Regions from separate parts of the Mus musculus genome. Here region 1 is linked to region 2. A link is a contact called in ENCODE Hi-C or POLR2A ChIA-PET data. All regions are on one chromosome and are shown on one strand. Each heading gives the region's core, a stretch centred on a gene start or an enhancer-like site at or near the end of the contact. The rest is flanking DNA. Distances are from core to core; before and after follow the strand shown. Region 1 has its middle 41 kb from the start of Dgkg. Region 2 holds the start of Dgkg (diacylglycerol kinase, gamma).

The links. A loop is a pair of places that touch in the nucleus more often than their neighbours do. ChIA-PET counts read pairs that join two places held with the same protein, here RNA polymerase II (POLR2A).
Region 1: a loop to region 2 is called in a map of T-helper 17 cell, with 1.8 times the contacts of the local background. The contact joins the enhancer-like site here to the promoter of Dgkg in region 2. A Hi-C loop is called at or near these places in 1 of 37 maps with a recorded cell type or tissue (T-helper 17 cell). POLR2A ChIA-PET finds 5 or more read pairs at or near these places in 1 of 5 experiments (Patski).

Annotation. Positions count from the first base shown.
Region 1 is chr16:22,696,751-22,700,603 of GRCm38, forward strand. No RefSeq gene overlaps it. Among named protein-coding and RNA genes, the nearest start is that of Dgkg, 41 kb to the left of the region's middle. Within about 2 kb of position 2,027, at least 1 of the 3 ENCODE cell types and tissues checked has a DNase peak (open chromatin) inside an H3K27ac peak, as active enhancers do.
Region 2 is chr16:22,655,141-22,659,154 of GRCm38, forward strand. It overlaps Dgkg (diacylglycerol kinase, gamma), which reads right to left and starts at 2,091. Exons shown (of 25, transcript NM_138650.2): 1 at 1,809-2,091.

The sequences.
Region 1 (3,853 bases), core at 777-3,276, 42 kb after region 2:
AGAGAAAGAGCTAGAGACATAACTGAAGCTCACCGTAAGGTGGAAAGATACCAAGAGGGTATCATACAGTGTGCGTCACAAGATTGCTGATGTATTGGCTTCCCATCACTACAATAGGATGCCTGATACAAGCAACTTATGAAGCAAAGAGGTTTATTTTGGCTAACGGTTCTGAGTTCAAGCCAAGATCAGGTAGTTACGCTTGTTTAGGCCTCCAGAAACATTTACACCACATGGTAGGAATGCCTGTATGATGGAGCGCTCAGTCTAAACCAGAAGCCAGAGGCTATAATTCCCTGCAGGACCTTAAGGCCTTCCAGAGGCCAACTGCTACAAAGTCCACAGGTTCTGTCTTTTTCTTTTTGAGTAGAATTTAAGACGGAGTTTCATGTACCCCATGCTTGTCTCAGATTTACTGTTCAGCCAGGGACCTTAAAATCCTGATATTCCTGTCCCAGGTGCTGGGACTGTAAACATGTCACCACTCTTGGCCAACAGGGGCTTTGCTACCAACAGCCCATGGAACAAGCCTTTATCTATGGATCTTTGGAAGACAACACCCAGATTCACATCATAGTGGTGGCTTAATACAATTTCCTAGTCCCTCTTGACAACTTACTTTCAAAAAATAAACTTCACTTTAGTCACAGGATATTTACACAGAACACTCTTCTAGCTTGTGAAAATTAATGATCTTACATTTTTTCTCTTGCAAAGACCTGCCTCGGGTTCTCCTTTTTTCTTAATTACGTTATTATTTCCTACAAAATAATTTAATTTGTTTCTGTCGGGACTGTGTGACATCTATCTGTGCCTGTGGTTTGCAGAGGTCAGTGGTTTTGATCCACAGTTGTCATGGGAGACGGGAAGAGGCCACCTGATTACAGGAAGGATCGTCGCTGCAAACTTGTAGGGCGGGGTCATCTGGTTTGGTTGTTCAGCTTCTTTATTCCTCTTTTCAGTTTAATTGTGGATCTGTAATAGTTTACAAAGACCATAAATTTAAAATATGTAAATATATTTAGCAAGCTGCTTGCTTCATTTAGTTCACATATGCATGGTCCTCATCCCTACTCCAGCCATTCATTGCCATCAGTCTCTCAAGTCCCCTTCCATCCAGCCGCTGCCATCAGTCTCTCAAACCCTCTTCCATTTTCTTCCCCTTCTTCATTTAAAACAAAGCTTTAGAGTATCCTTAGAATTCTTGCCTTGTTTTTAGTTAATATATCCTAGCTATTTTTCCACATCAGAACTCAGATTCTCCATAGCTTATTTCACAGCTTTGCTATTGGTGGACACTCATGTTATTTTCATATGTTCAGTGCTACAGACCAAATACTATAAATCACCTCTGTGCCTGTGTTATTTGCACTCGGGTAAATATACCTGTAAGGCGCATTCCGAGATTCGGGATTCCTGACTTCAGTGTAGCCTGCAAACCAAATAAACCCTTCCCTCTCCCACGTTTCTCTTAGTCATGGTGTTTGTCAGAGTAGCCGGGAAGCAAATAAGACACGGAGTGTATTTTTTATCTTTTCTAATAAATCATTACCTGACCTACTTGTTAATAACTGAACATTTGTTACAACTATTCAATGTGTAAGGTCAGAGGGCCGGGGCTTTGGGAAGTAAGTCATGAGAGTAGATCTCTCAAGAATGGGATGAGTGTACTTATGAGGGGATGGCCCCTCTCCCCACAAGAGCACACAGACAGCAAGTAATTCCTGTGAAGCAGGAAGCCCTCACAGGACACTGAGGATCTGACTGTCTCAGCTTCTAAAGCAGTAGGAATAAAGTCAGTTTTTGCTATTCGTATGCTCTCCATTCTGTGGCTCTTTGTTGTGCTTCCTGAAACCCCACTAACTTCTCACTAGAACTGGAGACTGGGACCTCATTCTTGCAGCAACTCCTTTTCTGAACAGGACTGTGTCAGGTTCCTGCACTGTCCAATTGGTGACTCCTTGTATTGATCCCTGTTACCTCCCACATGGGGCCTCTTCCTTGCCAATGCTGGCCCCTTCCTGAGTTGGGTCTCAGATCTACTAGGTTTGGTCCCTGGGACATTTCCATCCGATTGACTATGCGTGTTCTCCCTCCCCCCCCCCCCCAGTTTCTATGATGAGCCATCTCAAAACCGAAATCGTTTCTGCTTGAATGAAACATTCATGAATTTCTGGGTTTGTATTTAGCAGCAAGGATCCCCGAGCAGGTAGCAGGTCATATGATCACAGTTTGCAAGGGATCCCAGGCCAGTGAATAATGAATGATTCTTCATAACATGTGGCCATACAAAGTCATTAATTTGCTAGAAGTTGCTGTGTCCTGATGCCCCTGAGCCTGAGGGCAGAGCCAAAGTCCTGACTGCATCATGTTGGCACGGTAGAAAGCAGCTGAGCCACTGGAGGCCAGGAGCATTGAGCCAGAACAGAGGTTAGCCTGTCACCATGAATGCGCTGAGGAGGACCAGACATGTTTGCCCTCTGCCAGTAACTGCTCTGTGAAAAAGCACAAGGTTGGCTGCCCACCAAAGACACAGGTTCCCAAATAGAGCCCATGGCCTAGAGGGAGAGGAGAGTCAGCTAAAAATAGCTGTGACGTCTCCTCGCTCGTTTTCTTCTTTCTTTTCATTTTTTATTCTTTAGCAAGTTCACCTAAAATAGTCTGGAAACAGTCCCCCTTCTTCCGGCCCCTGAAGTAGAAAAAGAAAATAGAGAGGTCAGAATATAAAGAATCTAATCTATCCAAACATACCAAGTATCCCTCGAGGGTAACATCTATGTCTACTCCCAGATGAAGGCTGCCCCTCCCCCCCAAAGACCAGGGCCAAAGCCTGTGAGTCTTTGTGGACCAATACAGGCTCTCTCTGGTAGTGGATGGGTGGATGGACTATAGTTTCCATGAAGTTTCCAGGTCCAGGGATCTGGGGAAGCTGCCTCACGTGGTAATGTGCGAAAGCCAGGGTTAGGGTGTCCCATTATACTAACAGAAAGAAGCTACCACTTCGGGTTTAGAGTCAGGAGAGGGAAAGGTTTTCAGAGCCGGCACCTTCTCCAGCCTTGCTTAAAGAGAAAGATGGACTCTCCTTCCTCCTGGCCTCTATCTCTGACATTCTGAAGTGCTGATGTCTCCAGGGCAGTTTGACTCGGGCCTCTCCAGGGATCCTCACTGAGACAGCAGCACTCCTATGATGGGGTGGGAAGGACAAATCCAGAGCCAGGTTCACAGCAGAAGGAGCAAGTCTGACCTTCACAATCAATTCTAGTAACAGCTTGAGTCTGGTCCATGAAGCCATCTGCCCGGATCTGAGATACAGTGATAATTCCATAAGCAGCAGCAGCTTCTTTATTCTATAAAGTGGTGCCATCTACATGATTGAACTTATTTAGCAGCTGCAATGGGGGTGGTGCTCATTGTGTAGATATTGTCACCTCTGTTTTATAGTGGCTGTCAATGAGGCTCACGATGACTTGTTGATGAAAGGTGTACTGTTGGCAAATTTTGGAAAGTTCAGTCCAGGATCTCATCTCTCATCTCCCAGTTCAATATTCTGTCACTACTGTTCAAAACTTTCAGGCGGGGCTGCACCAGAGAAGGGATGCCCCTTGGAACTAAAAACAGGCATTGAGAAGAAGCGTGGCTGTTGCGTGAACACTGGGACTTTTTCAGTTATAATGCCCTCAATGTAATGAAATAACAACAAAAACCTCACAAAAACAACTAAAAGGGGAGAGGGAAGTAATATGTCACTGTTTCAGAGTCTGGGCCCATGGTGAACCAGGACAGAACATGTGGTAGCTGCTACTCACATCCTGGAACACAGGAAGCAGACAAAGGAACCAGGGACCAGACTGAG
Region 2 (4,014 bases), core at 841-3,340:
TCTCCCTCTCTCTCTTGTGCGAGTACACACACACAACATGTATACAAATCGGGAGGCATGCACATAGAGAGAAGTATGGGATACATACACACAGATATTGAACATGCACACACAGGCGCGGGGCATGTACATACACACAGAAACATGGGACACATACACACACCACCTTCAGATCTTTCCCGGAAACGGTAATGCCTAGGTGGCTGGAGTTACATGTTAAAGGGATGGGGGTGGGGAGGCGCTTAGATCAGACCAGAAGCACCACAGGAAATTAGCTTAGTTGCAGCTGTTTTATTTAATGAGTATAATTTATATTCAAAGTAAAATTTCTGGCAAATACAACCCTTTAAGCAAGAAACATCTTCCCATGTTAGGGGACACCCATAGACTGAGAAGGTTATAGTTGTAAACAGTCTCTCTCTCTCTCTCTCTCTCTCTCTCTCTCTCTCTCTCTCTCTCTCTCTCTGTGTGTGTGTGTGTGTGTGTGTGTGTTCTCACACACATTTGTTTTCTGATGTTTGCCCCGTGAGCCAATGTCACTCCTTCAGTCCTTTGTTGACTGTGGGGATACCCTGTACTCCAGCAAGTGGATCCTGAAGCTGCGTTTTATGAACACTGAATCCCAGGCACCAAGATAACAAAGTCGATGTCCCCTTCCAGACCAGAAGGGCAGACTACTGTCCCTCATGATGTTTGGAGGTGGTCATTGTACATCTCTAGATCTATGATGTGTCCCCTAAGGCCCCGAACCGAAAGCTTGACAAACAGTTCTCCTAGGTCCTGCTCCCCACAGGGAGGCCATCGTATGCTAATGAGGCACGGACAGATAATCTAGCAGCCGGGACAAGTGAGTCCGCAGGTCCACCCAGCACTCTTGAACGCCACTGTGGTTCAGTCACATGTCATCTGGCCCCTCAGCAGACCCTCCTGGTGCCCTCCTCCTCCCACCCCCGGCGACTGAGGGAGGGGTCTCTCCGCTACCTAGCTACCCAGAATTGCACAACGGGACTGCTTGCATATGGTGCTTTTCTTCCCTGTCCACAGCAGGGATGGAGGCAGAGCCCCTGAATCACCTGTAGGGCTTTTACGAGCTCCACAGCCCCCTCCTCAAATTCTAGTTCACTAGTTCTGAAGAAAGAGACATCAGGAGATATGTGTGCGGGGGTCTTGAGGAGTTCTCGTGTATGTCCCACGGCCTCACAGCCCCACAGGTAATTCTGGAGGTTCCCTTATAGAGATACCAACACAGACAGGTCTTGTGACCCAAAAGAAACAGGCCGATATTAGATTCCCACGACGCTACCCCTTTTATTTGCCAAGGTGTCTGTATTCTCTTCAGCTTCTCTCTAAACCCACCACCCTAGAGGCTTTGAACTTGGAGTGTCCCAAAGTCTCAGAACCCTGCGAGACTGTCAGAGGCTCTGGCGGCCAGACAGCAGAAAGACATTCTCTGCTCCCCGCAGCCCTCGGGTTCCCTGTGCCGCGCTCTGGATACCCTGGAGTCAACGTAAGAAAGGATGGCATTTGACCAGTTGCTTCAGCAAATTGCCCGAAGCAAGGCCGCTTGTCCTCTGCACACCTTCGCTTCTGCACCGACCACATAGGGAGGGGGCCCCACCCTGCCCAGTCCACTGGCGCATCCCCTCTGGCCAGGGTTTGTGGCAGGTGGCGCGGTCAAGATGAGCGCAGGGGCCTCGTCTGCAGTTCCTTTCCCTATCGCGGGACCCACTCTTGCTTTGCCCTGGCTCTCCAAGTTGCTGCCGGGTCCCCCCAAACTGGTGATCCCTGGTTCGCGGTCGCGGTCTTACCTCACCATGCAACACTTGGTTGCGCGCTTGCCGGGGGCGCTCCCTCCTAGCCGCTTATTCCCTTACTTGGGAGGAAAGAGGAACCGAGAGACAGAAGGGGACCGAAGCGGGCGCCCGGGCGATCTCCCGGTGCAGCCCTCTCTGGGGCGGAGACATCAGGCAGCCACCAGGGTTGGCGCCCCGGGGTCTTCCGCCTTCGCTGCTGGAAGGGAAGGCTGCCTCTGCTACCCGCTACGGCACTGCGGCTCTGCACCCTGTCCCTCGCAGCATCGCAAGTCCAGCTGCCACTCTCGCTGCGGAGCCCTGCCCCCCGGGCGCAGTGCCCGCCCCCGCCACACACCCGCGCGCGCAGACACACGCGCACCCCACAAACACACTGGTGCACACACATAAACACGTGCTGCGCGCACACTCGCACACCCACGGATGCGTTGGGTGGGAACCTCTGTACATGATCAGGGCACTCCTGGCTGGCAGGGCTTTGGTCAGAGTGCTGGTTGGTGGCTGTGAGAAACCAGCTGACATCAAGGTAGAGGACATTACTTGAAAAATACAATGTCCTCTGGCTGTTTACGTTCCTTAACCTAGAAACCTAGGGGTCTGAGCTGCCTAAATATTCCAACCAAAGCAAAGAAAAATATATTAACATAAAAATAAATCAACAAGTTCTCTGTTTTCTAGGAACTCGCTGTCTCTGATGTCCATTGTCATCGATCCCGTCCAGAAGGACATTTCTGACAATCTTGACCCAGTGGCAGCAGATTGGTGATTATTTCTCCTCTGCAGGCATACATGGTCGGGATCAATCTAGCTAAGCAGAAAGGGGCTCTGATGGATGGGTAAGGTCTCAGGACTAAAGATTATGATTTTTCTCCTTTGTCTTTGCATGACATTGGGTAGTCTTCCTACAGGACAAATAAAACACTTCTAAAACAAACAAAATATACATGCACAAGAAAAAAGAGAACTAGAAAAAAAAAAGGAAAAGTAGAAAATTAGAGAAAATGACGTGGGATTGAGGATAAGGCCCAAGAGGCTGCAGTGGCAGAGGCACGGGGACCTGTGGGACCTTTTCTTTCCATGACGCGGGTGTCTGCGTAGGGTGGCAGCAGCGGCGATGTTATTTCAACAGAATGACTTTTGTCAGTTTCACACCACATTTAGAGTCACCAGGAGTTTACTCTCATCTGTAAAATATGTGGAGTTCACCCGTTTCCACAGCCAAGAATTCTCTTCTGCCAGTGGGCAGTGGAGGTCCCTGTGTGGAACTGCAGCCAAGAAAAGCTTTTTTTTCGGAACGCAGAGGAGCAGGGGACTGTGTGTCTAGGCATCTGGGGAGGAAGCTGCAGACGTGACTGTTGAAAAGCACTGAAAGACCCAGTGGTTAACTCATCCCTGGCCACTAGCAGGGGGTGATGGAACCAAGACAGAACAGAAGTCCTGAGAGCTCTTACACTTCCTTCCGCATGATGATAAGGGCAAAGCCAATGGATGGATGGATGATACCCTGTGCTCACACTTCATCCACAATCCATTCTTTGATCCAGGGCCCCTGGGTAGCTTCTCAGAGCTGCCCTCAGCCAGGCTGACACACTTGGTGTGAGGGTGTTCTGTAACACGTGTGTGAGTTTGTCCTTCATCTTCTTGTTTCCATGTCAGGTACTGACTTACTCATTCCGAGAATATTTATTAAAGTTCCTGCTATCTTTTCAGGCACTTCGCACTGACTCCCGTCATGGACCTCACCTGGGAGAAAAGAGGAATGGAAAGACAGAAAGGGCTTAGAAATGTTAGTGTCTTGTCTTTTAAAAAGGCAGGCCCAAGCACAGGCTTACTGTACACATACTCACAGAACACAGGCCTACTGTATACATCTTCCTTGAGCATAGGCTTAATGTATATATGTTCACCAAGCATGGGCCTACTGTATACATCTTCACTGGGCATAGGCTTACTGTATACACCATCTCCATTGAGCTGTAATCTTACTGTATATGTCTTTGCTGTGCTGGGCTGAGTGACTGTGGAAGATGCAGTTCTTCTCTTCTGAATTGCATCCCTGAGGAGGCAACCACAGTTGCACATGTGTCACAGAAAACCATTTGTCTCTCCCTAGTCCGGACTCATTCTAGAGAAGGCTAACTTGAAGGAGAGCCTGGATAGGGAAGGCATGGCTGCAGGCAAGAGTTGGGACAACATGGAGCTT